3 separate regions of the Mus musculus genome follow, and all the other regions are linked to region 1. Evidence: chromatin loops called from intact Hi-C (ENCODE). Cell type or tissue: heart. All regions are shown on one strand. Region 1 holds the start of LOC115487722 (a long non-coding RNA gene). Region 2 overlaps Rapgef6 (Rap guanine nucleotide exchange factor (GEF) 6). Region 3 has its middle 19 kb from the start of Mir7671.

Region 1 (5,000 bases):
AGGTCTTAAGAGAGGTAAGAGCTTTTGTGATCTTTCTGTTATGTCTTATGCATCTGTTAAGGTAGATTTGTCCTTTTCTTTTTATGGTCCCCTGCTTTCCCCTACTCCTCGTTTGCTTGTTTTATTTTATGTGAGTCGTCTACACCTGCTGTTAGTAAGGTGGGGGGCAACTGCAGTAACATATGAGATTTAACAGCTGTCCTGCCATTGGCTTTGCAGAAGATATCTGTGTACTTTGGGGTTGTCTCTGATAAGGTTTAGACACAACATGTTTGTGTCTGGGGAAAGTGTAGTTTATCGTTTCTGTTAGAGCTAAGGATATCAGTATGTAACTGGTGAAATAGAAGCATGGAAGAAATGGAGAAGGAGGAGGTAACAGTTAAGGATGAAAAGAGAAAAGGCACAGGTGTGAAGTCCAAGAAGAAACTACTGCAGAAGTAAGAACTGTGGGCCTATCAGTCTCCACATGTAGGGAGGGGGCTACTAGTCTCAGTAATTCAAACAAGCTAAGTCAGTGTCCTTCCCAAAGAGAAACATCTCTACCACTAAAGATCACTCTGCCAGAATTCCCTGCTCTGGGGCCTGCTGCTGCAGGCTACAACTTTGCCTCTGGTGTCTTAAAGATTGGGTTTTGGGTGGCAGACTCTGGAAGTGTATGAGGCCCACACACATGAGCTTACCTTTGTGCGCCATCAGGGCACCGTAACAGCTCCCACAGCATACTCTCACAGTTCAAGGTGGCTCACCAGGCAGTGTCTTCTCTGGCAATATCTCCTGGTCTTCAGCCTTGGGTCTCTGGGTTGCACCAGCCAAAATCTGTGCATGCCTTATCCAGCCTTTGGCTGCATTTCCAGAGCCTGGACCCCTCTTTCCAGCTCCCGAGGTGTCCACCTATACTTAATTTGCAGTTGACCAGCAGGAGCAGAGTTGTGGCTGATACCAGTGGCTTGGCTCCTTTGTGGAGAAACTCCCACCTCGGCTTATTTCTGTTTTCTTTAAACATATTTCCTTTTCTATATGAATAGAGCTATTGTGCTTTTAACCTAGTTTTCATCTATGCACGAACTTCAGCTTCTAATCTACCACCTTGCCCAGAATGTTCTGGAATTTCTTTTTAAACATTGAACAATTGGTTCCATGAGTCAGTATGGTGGTCTCAGCTCACCACTGACACTGGGTCTTGTTACTATGTGGACTCGTTACTGGGGAAGCACGGCTGGACGGGGCAGCAGGTAGCAGGACCCTAGAGGGAGGCGAGGCTGAGGATGAGCTATGACTCTGCATGGGGCATGAAATAAAGCACAGATGCTGTTTCAGCTAGGATGGAATAGGACCAGGCACAAAAGTTCATGAGTGAAGGCAAGTGGGTGAAGTGGATACCCAGGAGAATTGGGGAATCTAGTCTAGAATCCAAGTTAACTGAACATATTAGACCCATCTTCCCCCACAGCACCTAAGTGAACCCTAAGACTAGGGGCATTTTCTTCCTCTAGTGGTCATTTCACGAACTGCAGAAACAAACCTCTGACTTCTCAGCCCTGTGAGCATCCCAAGCATTCAGGTGAGTGAGGCTGGGGAAGAAGAGGAGTGGGGGCAGGGAGAGGAGAGGTTTATTTCTTTGGGAATTTAAAAGTCTATTTGGGAGAGGTACATAGAAGAATGCATTTCTGAGCTAGTGGCAGATAAACTGCCCACTTCCTCCTACATCTTCAACAACTGGGCTGTTCCTCACTGGGAGCCTAAAGAGATAAAGATAGAAAAGAAAAATAAAGGGAAATGAGCCCCAGGATCTGATGTCAGTACCCAAAGCTGCCTTATGGGGCTCTTGAGGAATCAGGGAGGATACTATTCCCTAGTGTGGTGACAGAAAAAGAAGGCTCATTTGGCCCCTTGTCCCAGCTGGCTCCAAGGCTAGAGGATTCACCAGGCACCACCGGGCAGGGTTCAGGGAGCCGGGCTGGGAGGCACACAGTACCAGAGTCTGATGGTAGACTGAATTCCCACATTGGTGGTATCCCAGACCCCACCATTCAGGCTGTTTTCTGCAACCAAGACACCATATGGTTGTCCTTCTTGTGGTCCCCTCCCTATCCTTCCCTTTTAGAGGAAAGCCCTGTCATGGGTCATCTTGGACAATCCAGAACCAGACAGTAGGAACCCTACAGTGGGACTGAGCTGAAGGTGGCTGAAAGTTTAGGTAGAAAGAAAGGGAGGGGGAAGGTCTGGAAAGCCACAGCACTTTTGTTTGCTGGAGCTCCCACAGCGTTGATAACCGTGAGGAAACACAAGCAAAAGGTGAGGGCGCGTCCCATATGACAGCCTTAGGATACAGGCAAGCCCATAGGTAAGTCCTCTAACGATTTAAGGTTAAGGCTCAAAGACGCCTTTTTAAAGCTCAATCCGGCTCAATAAGTCATGAATCCCAAGGTCAGTCTGGAGTCAGGCACGAGGTAGGGAGAATAAATCAACCAAGAGAAGCCAGAAGCCTAGGCAGACATGGAAACTTCTGGAAAAAGTGAGATTTCTTTGTCTGAGTAACCTGCACCCTCAGAGAGTCCTGCCAGTTAGTTGGGAGCTCAGATGATGGTGGTAGTGGATAGATTTCCACTACAGGAAGTGTTAGGGACACTGCTGCAGTTCTAAGTATGACCACTAGGGGAGGCATTCTAATGGATTTCAGCATGTTCTCAGGCGCCAAGCCTGAATGAAGTCCTAGAGGGGGGCACTAGTTAGAAGCTGCATTTACTTGGTCTAACTTTGCCAAACTGGACTTCTGTAGTCCCATAAAACAGAGATCACACATTCTGGTTTGGAGTGAAGAGTAGATTAAATAGTAAAGGTTAAATGTCCAGACCAAGATCTGATACATGTTGCATGCTGTGTAGCCGCATGTGATGTCCGGACAAGTATCCTCTAGGACTGTTACAGAGATCAATCCAAACTCCTCAAGAAACTGGACGAAACCAAACCCATTTGTTCAAAGTTATTTATTTCCACAAGGGACAAATGAACATGGCCCCAGTCTTCCTTGGAATTTTCTTTGGAGAAACTCCTCCTCAGCTAAAACAGATATACTCACATCACAGAAGGCAATAAATAAATAAATACATAAATACATAAATAAATAGCCTTAATGGAATAAAATAGGAACATAATTAGGTAAAGCCAAAGGAGAGTTGTAAATTTCAGAAAGTAGATAAATTGATAAGACATTTGATGGCATAAAGGAATGTAAAATCCTTTTGACCATGGGCCATGAGGAACATTCAGACTTTAGGTGCTCTGCCTGCTGTTTTAACATTCCACGGTTCCACGGTTAGGAGAGACGGAGCCAGATGCGGGCTGAGGTGGTCTAGAGGTTAGCACTGTCTCCAGATCGTTAAGGTGGACCATGTAGAATCTCAGTTTCTTCCGAAAGTCATCCAGATCTCGAATGAAGACCCCTGGCAGCTGTGAGGAACCAGAAAAGAAGGCATTAGATGTGAACATGTTGCTGCGGGCCACAGCAAACTATAAGTCTGGTCATGGGCAAGGGCACAGCCTGCTAAACACGTGGGGGAAGGGCAGCTTACCGCAGAGTCATTCGCAGATGTAGGCAGGCAACAGTTAAGTTTCTGTGGAGAGACACCAAGGCATAGTCAGATCCCTCCTAAAGTGGAGAAGGCCCTACTTTCCTCTCCAAAAATGCTGGGAAAGGTAAAGGCACGGAGCCCCACCCCCCACCCCCAACCCTCTGCAGCTCCACACACCTGAAGATTGGACTTGATAACGTATCTGTCCTCAGGATCCACTTCTCCTTGGCTTTCCACGAATTTGGACAGGTTTACTCTCCGAAAGCTCTTATTCTAAGAGGGCAAGAAATCTTTATGTAAGGCCCAGGGATGTGAGAGCTGGGAGGTGAGAACTGGAAATGAAAGAGCTTGGGAGTTGAGAGCCAGGGAGATGAGATCCAGAGAGGTGAGAGCCAGGGAGGTGAGAACTGGAAAGGAAAGAGCTGGGGAGGTGAGAGTTGGGAAGTGAGAGCTGGAGAGATCAGAGCTAGGGAAGTGTGCCTGCTATTTGAGATTTCTTTGAACAGCCTTATTCCTGTCCCTTCATTATCCTGGGGCTAAAAGCTAGTGTATATCTCAGACAAGGGCCTGTTTCTCCCAAGCACCAGGTCTTAACTCCTGGCAGCCTGTGAGCTGTGTGAAGGATCTAAGCAGATTTGTCTGTACTTGAGGAAAACACATCCCTCCAGAAAAGCTCTAGAAAAGGCAGAAGGTTGGCCAAGGAAAATACCAAGATGCCAAAAACCCAGGCCAATGCTTTAATTTAATTAAGAATTTCTCGATACCTAGAAGAAAATCCTATAGGCTCCAACATGTTCCTAGGGAGGGGAAATATAGACATTCAGCACTCTTGCAAAGAACTTCATGTTAGGTCCAAACAAATAAAAACAAGACATAACTATTGTATCAAACTAGGAAAATAACTACAAATAGTAATGTCTGGGGCTGGCGGAAGTAGAAAACACAAACTTCAGTTTTGGAGGAGGAAGAAAAGCAAAAGACACAAAAGTCACAGAGGGCAATGGCATCCCCACTGAAAGTGGAGCCAGAGGCCTGCAGCAGGCAGGGTTCACCCACAGCTGTCTTCATTGTATATCCTAAAAGGTAACTTTCATTATTGCAGCTGACTGAGGTATATACTGAGGCTTGAGAGTCATCTGATGATTTCCTTAATAACCCCACTGAGATAGATGCAAAAATGGAAGCAAGGCATCGTGGAGTGATGGCTGAAGTCACCCAGGCAGGAGATAGATGGAACCCAAGAATATCCCAAAGCAGGGCTCTTACCCTCAGAGAGGGTCCTTCATCATCAGTTTTGAGTTCAGGTTCCTGTGAGGACATAGAAAGAAAGAATCATGAGGCTCACTGGCTTGAGGCACCTGTTGGAGCCGGCCTGCACCAGGCCAACCTCAGCCAGTTACTCACTGGGAGCTTCCCTATAATCTCCTT
Region 2 (5,000 bases), 270 kb after region 1:
ACATATGTGGCAGAAGATAGCCTTGTTGGACATCAGTGGGAGGAAAGGCTCTCTGGCCTGAGGATGTTCAATGCCCAGGGTAGAGGAATGCCAGGGTGGGAGGATGGGAGCGGATGGGTGGAAGAGCACCCTCACAGAGGCATGGGGAGGAGTGATGGAATAATGGGTTTCCAAAGGGGAGACCTGGAAAGGGGAAAACATTTGAAATGTAAATAAAGAAAATATCCAAGAAAAAAAGGAAATAACTGCAGGAAAAAAATTCTTGCTCAAGCTATATGACTTAACAGGGTCTTTTTTAGCACTGACTTTAGTTAGAATAATAAACAAAGGTAGCTTCTTAACTTTGGACTTTCTGTTGTTGTTGTTCTTGTATTGATACCTATATTGATGCTTCCTCTACTAATTAGTGCTTTTAACTCTTTTATTGCTTTAAGACAGTGTCTTAACATAACCCATGGTGGCCTTAATCTGGTGTCTTCCTGCTTCAATCTCCTGAGTTCTGAAATCACTAATATACCATGTCTGGCTATAATAAATAAATGACATTCATTTAATAACATCTTATACAGTAAAGTTGACTCTTTGTATATTAGTTACTTTTCTCACTGACAAAATACATATCAAAAGCAACATAAGGAAGAATTATTCTGGCTCACAGTTTGAGGAACAGAGAGAACATGATGGCAGGGAGGCATGGCAACAGGAGCTTTGGCAGCTGGTCACACTGCACCTCCAGTCTGAATGCAGACAGGTGCTTGCTGGTGCTCAGCGGACTTTCTCTTTTCTTGTCAGTCCAGGACACAGCCCATAAGGTTGATTGTGCATCCATATTAACTTTCTAGAACACCATCATTAGACAAGGCCTAGGGTGTATTACTACTTTCTAAATCCTGTCAAGTTGACAATTAAGATTGGCCATTACACTGTGTACCTACAAGTGTAATTTTGGAAGGCCATACAACTGCAGATTGGGAATGTTTTCAGAAGGGATGTGGGCTGTATTTCCATGGTATAATGTTTGCCTGTAATGTGTGAGTTTTTGGAGTTTGATCCCTCACCAATGCAAAAGTAAAAGAAAAAAGTATTGTAGATGAGATTGTGTCTATACTGAACACAGACTTTTTTCCTTTGTCATTCTTTAATACCATATCACAACATTTTACCTAACAACTTCAGAACTGGTGGTTTGATTAAGAATGGCCCCCATAGGCTCCTAGAGTGGAATGCTTGGTCACCAAGGAATGACATTATTAAAAGGTATGACCTTAAAGAAGTGTGTTACTGAGGGTGGACTTTGAGGTTTCAAAAGCTCAAGCTCTCTCTCTTTCTCTCTCTCTCTCTCTCTCTCTCTCTCTCTCTCTCTCTCTCTCTCCTGATTTAGACATGCTAATAAATGGACTAAACCTCTGAAACTGTAAGCCAGCCCCAATTAAATGGTTTTCTTTATAAGAGTTGCCATGGTCCTTGTGTCTCATCACATCAGTAGGGCAAATACTTTCTCATCACTGCCTTAGTTTTTCAAGGTAAAACTAAGACCACCAGAGACCATTACACAGAAACTCTTAAAACTGAAAAGAAATTCTTTATTGCTGGCCTGCAGCTGCATTGGGAACTTGCCTACATCATGCAGCCCCAAGCCTTTCTCTTTATGCACCAAAAACATATCCTGGTTGTCATAGTTCAGATAGCAGGAAGCAGAACTACAGAAGCCAGAAAGCAAGGTTAGTACATTTCGAGACTTCCTGGAACTGTAGACTAGGTCTTTGATGGGTTACATCTATGTTCCTGTTTTGGCACACTTTGAGGCCTACATGTTATGATTTACAGTCAGAACGTTGCTTCTAGCATAGTGTCTGTGTTTCTAAGGTCTGGGGGCCTGTTACATTAGCTATATCTCAGAGGTTCTGATAAATTGTGCTTTGATTTTCATTTGAATCTAGGTATTTTTACATTTCCTCCTTGAGTTCTTCATTGGTCATTCATAATTGCTCAGACCCATTACCATTCAGAGAGAAGAAGACAAACTACTATTAGCAGCAAACTGCAACAGACTCTACACAGTAAATACACTTGACAATGGATTGAAGCCCACTGATGTCATCTGTTAATTATCACAGGACATAAAATGACAAGGTTGCATATAATGTGCTTTGAAGTTAAAATCATTTAAGGTCCAGCACTGGGGAGGCAGAGGCAGGTGGATTTCTGAGTTCGAGGCCAGCCTGGTCTGCAAAGTGAGTTCCAGGACAGCCAGGGCTATACAGAGAAACCCTGTCTCCAAAAACCAAAAAAAAAAAAAAAAAAAAAAAATCGTTTAAGGGGTTAGTGTGGATATAGTAAGTGGATGAAATAAATGAAGGGGAAAGGCAGGAAAAGGGAGAAATACATTAAAAGAAAGGAAAAAGAAGCAATAGAGAAGTATAGAAGAGAAGAGAAAAGAACAAGAAATTAGAAAAAAATTAAATGAAAAATAAAGATTTCCCAATAATGAGAAAATTCAAAAGCGAAATTAGGTAAATGCAAGAAGGGGACTAAAAAAGATAAGATCATCTAAAATAGCTTAAAGTGCTATTTAAAAATAGTGTGGGAACGAGGAGGATACATGGCAGAATGATATAAGAGAAAAGAGAAATATATTGTTCAATAAATTTCTGTGCGTGAGGGCTGGAGGGGGTCAGTTAAACTGGGTTTCTGTCTTTCCTAGAGCTTATGCTGTTGCTGTGTTTCTTAGGTAAACTTGCGGTGTCTAGCACTGCTGTCTTCATTGATAATTTTCCTTGTCTGAACACCAGCGGCCTCTGCTGGCCATACTTAAATTGCACCCTGTGGCAGGTTCTCTCCCCTGGCAGAAGTTCTGTTGGGAATGTTTCTCTCGGGTACCTCAAAAGTGTGAGAAAAAGTCAAAGCACATGGGAAGGACATGTCTCCGTACTTTAAAGATCTCCTGGTTTTCAATCACTCTGCTAGATTGATATGTCAGTGGTTCTTTAGTACACCACAGAACCTCCAACGTTCTCAGGCTCTTTTGGAAGTGTTGATGGCTCCAGAGGTTGATGAGCTACTGATCTCAGGCTATCAAACTCCAGAATCATTTCAATAAATGAACTATTGATAAGAGACTATCATCCTTATGTACTTGCCTGCTTGGATGAGTCCCCCCAATTCCCTGTGCCCTTCAGCTTGCCAGCCTTTATCTAGCTCACTGTTCTCTATAGCTGTTTTCCTGGGCCTTCCTTCATCCTATGTCTTTGGCAGGCCTGATTGCAGTTTCCAGACCTCTGGTTCCCCACTCAGCTTAACAATAGGTTCCATCTCAAGATGGTATCTGGCTCTGCCATTGGGGTCTAATGTAAAGTGATGAAGTGGAACTTCAGTTTATATTGATTTTTCCACCAAAGGAATTTGTTTCTCACCAGAACCTCCCAACAGGATTTGAAGCTTATCAAGGCTTTGTACTTTTCTTGACTTGCTTGGCTTATCTTTTGCCCTTGCTTCTCCCATTCCCCGCCTGGGCACAGATGCTATGCTTGCCTACTCTTTTTGGTTAATCACATGTGGGTTTTTTTTGGCATTTTCAGATATTCTTTCACTCCCTTTGTGGATTTCCAAAACTCTTTCATGTCTTTTTCTGTTTGGGATAGTCTTGTCTTCTGACTTATTCCATCTGGTCAAATACCTCTTGCAAGTTCAGGGTGGTAGTGGGGGGGGGGTTGTGTAAAGTGTCAAAGGTCATTGGTATTTTGATACAGATTACATTACATTGAGTCACTAAATTACTTTGGGAGGCAGAAACATTTTAAACAGTTATATGGAATTTTTCTACTTTGTAGATGTGCTTGTGTACATAAATGTATGAATACATAACATGTTCATATGTTCGTGCATTTCGTATGCATGCATTCCTCAGTAGTATTTTATTTATTTGGGTGCACATATATTTAGGAAAGTTACTTTCTCTGCTGAATTAATCCCTTATCATAATACAGTGATATTTCTTGTCTCTTTTTACTCTTGACCTTTGTTTTTTTGTTTTTGTTTTTCTTTTGGATTCCATTTTAATGATAGAAGTATTCCATTCCTTTACTTTGCATCTGTATGTGTCCTTAGAGTTGACCTGGATTTCTGATAAGCATATAGAGTAGTTTTTCTATTTAATCATTCTTTGTGTGTTTGGGAATTGTTTATTTGCCTATAATACTGAGGATTGAGCCTGAAGCCTAGTACATGCTAGGAAAACAGTATTATACCCCGAGACTGTTTAGCTGGGGACCTTAACTCACTCAGATTCAAAGTAATCCTGGAAAGGTATGCTGTTACCATAATCATTTTGTAATGCATTCTCTAGTTTTGTTGTTGCTCCTATTTTTTTTCTTTCTCCCTTTCTTGTAGTCTTTCTTGATGGTTTAGTGCTTTACTTACTATTTGGCTCGAGTAGTGTGGCTTGATTCTTTATTACTTTTGGTTTGTATATTATAGATTTTTTTCCTTATGGTTTCTGTGATGCATACAAACATCTTTTAGTTTTAACTATTTTTAAATTGTAGCACTTCAACATGATCATAAAGGTACGAACAAACCAAAGGAACAAGAACAGTTGTTTTAATCTAGACAGGGGTAGGGCCATGATAATATATATAGTTTATGCACCATTTTTAGCAATATTAGAGCATCTGGATATGTCTGTGTAAGGACTCTCACTAGTCAGCTTTGTACTTTTTCCATGTTCTCTTATTTGTCAATCTCTTGTGGTTTGAAGACCTTCCCTTTACCATTCAAGATGTATCTGATGGGACAATATCCTCCTCTTGCTTTTGTTTGTCTGGGAATGATGTTATCTCCTCAATTACGTACAATATTCTTTTTAAAAAACATTTATGTGTATGTGTGTGTATATTTTTTTTTTCCTTTGAGTGTGTAGGGGAAGGCAAACGATGTGTGCCGCTGTGCACATGTGGAGTCAGAAGAGTGCTTGGAAGAGTTGGTTTTCTCTTTCCATCTTG
Region 3 (5,000 bases), 520 kb before region 1:
AATTCTACCAGCTGCTTTTAGCAGTCTATCCACAAATTCCTGAGGCGGTTCATCGGGACCTGGTTCATCGGGACCTTGTTCGATCCCAGATAAACTCCCACTGAGAGCTCCTTTCCAATCTTGGGGGGTTAAATTTGCTTCTACCACTGTATCCAATAAAGCTTGTATAAAAGGGGTAGCAGGTCGGTACTATGCTATAGCTGTTTTAAACTCTTTTATTACTCTTGCAATCATCTTCACTTGCTTAATTTTTTCTTAATTACAAGTATGGGTGAGTTAAAAATCATGAGCTTGTAATTGAATTGTAAACTGCAACTAATGGAACATTGGCAGTTTAACTATATTTTTAAGTTTCTTTTTCAACATAGAGCATACCCATAATTTTGGAAAACAAAGCCCAGTTTTAAACAATCTTTTCTCTCTAAAATCAATACCAAGAGCATTACTTTCACGATACAAACTTTGGCTGCCAGTTTTTATATATGAGTGCATGACAGTGCAGCTTTTAATACCTCATTAAAGAGACATTGTTTTAAATCCTATCCTTCATAAGTCTAGTTTCTAGGATAAGAAATACATAAAATATTATCCCAATTTAGAAGTATCTTTAGAGACATATTTTCCTGGGTTGGCTCATGCCACGTGTTATTTAGAATGACTCCAACCCTGAGTTACCAGTTTTAAGCCAACTTTCTATTACCAAAGTTACAAAATTTTAATCATACCAAATAACTTATAAGCCAATACTCTATAACCAAGACATGTATAACATATTTATACTTTTAAAACCAGTCAGAAACAAAAATGAAGTGGCCACACACATCTTATATATTTAGACTAAACAAAATTTTCTTACTTTTTCTAGCTGTAATTTCAAGAGAGGAGTGCCTTGCTACTTTTTGAACCCAATTACAGAGTTTTTTTGCAGGGTAACTTCTCAGTTTCTGCAGTGCAAATTGAGTGCCTTTTAAACAAGTTAAACTAAAGCAAGGAGGGGGGGGGGGTACGAGGGACAGCCAGCAGATAAGTTTATCCATTTTTTCTTTTGAACATGAAGCACAGAACACCAACCATTCAAACAAAAGACAAAACCAGGCATAAATGGACAGACATGGACAGATTAGCGCACCAAGGACAGACAATAGACAGAGAGGGAAGAGAACTTGATGTCCCAAAGGGACCCAAATACCCTACTTAAGAGATCCAGAGCCAGAACTAAGGATATCTCCAGTAGGAGCCAGAGAAGAAGCAGGACATCTCTCCCTCCTTCCTCCTGTCCCTAGGAGAGCTCTGAAAGAGCTTTTACCATCCCTACTTCTGGAAACTATGGACACCACAAATCTACTTGAGCTAAGAAGTTTTCTAACATCTGTTTTTTAAACCCTGCTCCTCTTGCCTGAAGCAGCTCTTTTAGGCTGAGAACAAATGCCTGTTTAGAATTCCCCTGTCCCATTGCCATTGCGCTGTCACTCCAAGGTGAAGTCAGCGTCCGGTCAACACCTCTTCAACCTAGCCTTATCCCCTCAAATGCACCGCCTGCAACAACAGCCTCCAAAAAATAAAGTTTATGATTAGCACTCGCATTCATGCTGTTCTTTGCTTACCATGCAGGATACTGTTACTTTTCTTCTGTTTTCTGTGGAGCTCCACACAAGGTAGCGTGTGGGACTGTGAAAGGCAGCCTGTGTTCTAGTTGAGCAAAGCTTACGCTGGAGACCCAGTAGAAAACTCTACAAGGGACAGAACAGTGAGCCACATTCCCAGACATAGATGCCTGACACCATGGAGCCCCCAACTTCATAATCCTGTGACTATCAGTCATGCAGACAAAGTCCCAAGCTCCCGGCATTCTGGCTAGACTCCACCCTCACAGTTACCTGACAATAGCCAGGTATGCTCCTCCCCACAGCTACCCTGCAACTGCAAGATAGTCCAGCCCACTATAAAAGGGGCTGCTTGGCCCCTCCTCGCTCCCTTAAGCTCTCACCTCTTTTATTCTCATCTCTAGCTCTCTTTCTTCTCCTCCCTTCCCTGCTTTCTCTGCGTGGCCATGGCCAGCCTCTCTCTTTCTCCCTTCTCTCTTTCCCCCTGCCTTTCTACAAAAAGCTCTAAAATCACAGACTGACTCTGCTCATCAAGACCCGCTGTGCTTGAATGATGGAATAGGCTTTATCCTAAAGAGCCATGTCTAATCTCCCTCCAGAAGGCCTTTCTGCGCTCCAGCCATGGACCAAACTAAGGGCTCTCACCCATGTGGGAACCACCCAGCACTCCATCTCCCCCTGCCCTCTTTTCCCTTCAGCCCTGGGGCCCTCACTTTGTTCTCAGCTCTTCTGAAACATACAGCAACATCTGGGATGTCTGAGACTGAGAACCTGTTGTCTCTGGACTTCCATGAGGCCCAAAATATTGTCTCAAAATATTAGGTGTTGGGTCAGAGGAATGACTCAGCTGATAGAGAAGATGCTTGCTGCCAAGTACAATTCCCTGGATCCATCTGCAGAAGAGGAAAATCAATTCTAGTAAGTTGTTCTCTGACCTACACACACACATACACACACACACACACACACACACACACTCACGGGCAAATAAATATGTTGTTATTTTGTTCTTCAAGATCAGGTTTCTTTGTGTAGCCCTGGCTGTCCTGGAACTCACTCTGTAGACCAGGATGCTCTCAAACTCAGAGATCTGCCTGCCCCAGCCTCTCAAGTGCTAAAATTAAAGACATGTGCCACCACCACCTGGTGCTTTTTTTTTTTTTAAGAAAATAAATAAGTTTTTCAAAAGAAAAACTTTATCTGCATTCACGCTTGCATGCCAGAAGAGGGCATCAGATCACATTATAGATGATTGTGACCTGCCATGTAGTTACTGGGAATTGAACTCAGGACCTCTGAAAGAGCAGGACCTTTTAACTGCTGAGCCATCTCTCCAACCCGTGGAAGTAAATATAATTTTAAAAATTAAAAAAATAAGGCAGAGTGATTAAGGAATATGTTTTAACATCTAGTATCTGCACCTGTGTGTATATCTATTTGAACACACACACACACGCACACGCACACGCACACACACACACACACACACACACACACACACACTGACAAGCCAGGCCAGGCATGATATTGCACACCCCTGTAATTCCAGCACTGGGAAAGAAAGGCAGTTGGATATGTGTGTCAGCCTGGTCTACAGACTGACATTAAGGCCAGCCAGTGCTACACAGAAATACTGTCTCAAAAGCACTTTTTAAAATAAAGAATTTACCAGGAAATGGTGACACATGCCTTTAATCCCAGCACTCGGGAGGCAGAGGCAGGCAGATTTCTGAGTTCGAGGCCAGCCTGGTCTATAGAGTGAGTTCCAGGACAGCCAGGGCTACAGAGAGAAACTCCGTCTCAAAACAAAAAAACAAAAAACAAAACAAAAACCGAAAAACCAAATAAAATAAAATAATTTGTGTATACCACTCATAAAGGTACCTATCAGCTGGGATTTTCTCTGTTCTACTCCTCCTGAGTGCTGAGTACCTCCTGTTTTGTTTGTCTTCTGGGGAGTCATTTATTCACTTGTGTTAGATGTTGTTACCGCTCTATTTTCTTTACCCTGCCTACACTGGCATTATTTGAACACTTTTGGCGTCCTATTTAAATAAACACATGAACTGTATTTTATCTGTATCAACTGTATATTTCGTTTGTTTCCTTTTGGTAGTTGCTCTGGGACAACATATACTTACATTATAGAATATTGTTGTTGTCCTTGGCTGTGGAAGGTAAGACCCTACTACTGAAGACATCACATACTTTGAACACAAGGCTCAGAGTCTCAGAGGTAGATATTATCTAAAAGCCTGAGGACTAGCTTCCATAGTACCAGAAGGCACCATACAAACTTGCAACATTCCTACCCAGCTGTGATGAGTATTGATCACAATAACAGCTAGCACAGCACGGTATCCCTCAGTGTGCAGTGGTGGCACACATACCTTGTCTGTAACCAACTGCTCTCCAAACGGACTTCAGGCTTGATGCTAACAAGGGGGAAACCACGACCATACTGGAAACCTAGCCAACTTCCCTGGGCTAGTGAGGTCATGGATCCTGGAAAGGAACCCACAACCACCACTTTACTAAACCAACATAACTCCTAACTACATTCTAAATATTTATCCTTATGCCCACAGGTAAGTGTAGTCCTCACCCCTCGTCAAGGAAGCCTCTCTTTGCAGTAGGTGGAGACCATTACAGAAAACCACAACCAATCAAAATGCAGAGTTGAGGAGCACCAGTCTCAGCTGCCACATCTATAACACAACTGCTCACCCAAGGCTTGGGGATCACCATGGAAAATGGGGAGGAAAGACTATAAGAGCCAGAGAACAGGGGGTTTGCTGTTAGATTGTGTCCTAGAAATGCCAGAGATTCTGCACACATGAGGTCTCACCAACATGGCTACCTAAACATGGCCTGAATAGGAAGATCCCACACAGACATGCTAACATGGAAGGGAGAAAGCTTATGAGGCTTCAACCCTAGACAAAGAACTCCAGGGGACTTAGGAATGCCAAGGTCAGTCCTGAAAACATGTACATACATGTACATACAAATGTATGTAAGGAGGGGCCTAGAGAGATGGCTCAGCCATTAAGAGCACTGTCTGCTCTTCCAGATGACCTGAATTCAATTCCCAGCAGTCACATTACAGATGGTGGCTCACAAACCATCTGTAATGAGACCCAATCTGGTCTCTCTGAAGAGAGTCACAGTGTACTCACATACATAAAATAAATAAATAAATCTTAAATAAAAAAAAAAAAAAGAACAAAACAAAGAACATTAAAGAACATTATATGGACTAAACAGGTTGGCTTTATATATTGGAAATACACAAACACACCACAAACATGCACACACAAATGTAACCACAATTAAAGAAAAAGAGGCCATGAATTTTACAAGAAAGTTGGGATGTTGCCTGGAATGGGTTGGGGG

Evidence for each region. Hi-C counts contacts between places; a loop is a spot of excess contacts. Peaks named below come from ENCODE experiments on the same cell type or tissue, not always from the same donor. Only the 100,000 strongest peaks of a DNase experiment are listed, where the experiment ranks them.
Region 2: it touches region 1 in a loop (10-fold over the local background); 3 of 42 quality-filtered maps call a loop at or near these places.
Region 3: a loop joins it to region 1, with 7 times the contacts of the local background. A loop is called at or near these places in 8 of 42 quality-filtered maps.

Annotation. Positions count from the first base shown.
Region 1 is chr11:54,262,110-54,267,109 of GRCm38, forward strand. It overlaps Il3 (interleukin 3), which reads right to left. Exons shown (of 5, transcript NM_010556.4): 1 at 4,977-5,000; 2 at 4,839-4,880; 3 at 3,750-3,845; 4 at 3,573-3,614; 5 at 2,976-3,450. The coding sequence ends at 3,295. It overlaps LOC115487722 (a long non-coding RNA gene), which reads left to right and starts at 1,505. Exons shown (of 3, transcript XR_003949552.1): 1 at 1,505-1,561. In heart, CTCF peaks have their summits at 1,478 and 2,646; no DNase peak of the experiment used is centred here.
Region 2 is chr11:54,532,323-54,537,322 of GRCm38, forward strand. All of the region lies in intron 1 of Rapgef6 (Rap guanine nucleotide exchange factor (GEF) 6), which reads left to right. Among named protein-coding and RNA genes, the nearest start is that of Rapgef6, 12 kb to the left of the region's middle. In heart, a CTCF peak has its summit at 2,808 (motif pointing left); a DNase peak (open chromatin) is centred at 2,799.
Region 3 is chr11:53,742,653-53,747,652 of GRCm38, forward strand. No RefSeq gene overlaps it. Among named protein-coding and RNA genes, the nearest start is that of Mir7671, 19 kb to the right of the region's middle. In heart, a CTCF peak has its summit at 2,824 (motif pointing right); no DNase peak of the experiment used is centred here; H3K27me3 peaks cover 222 bases.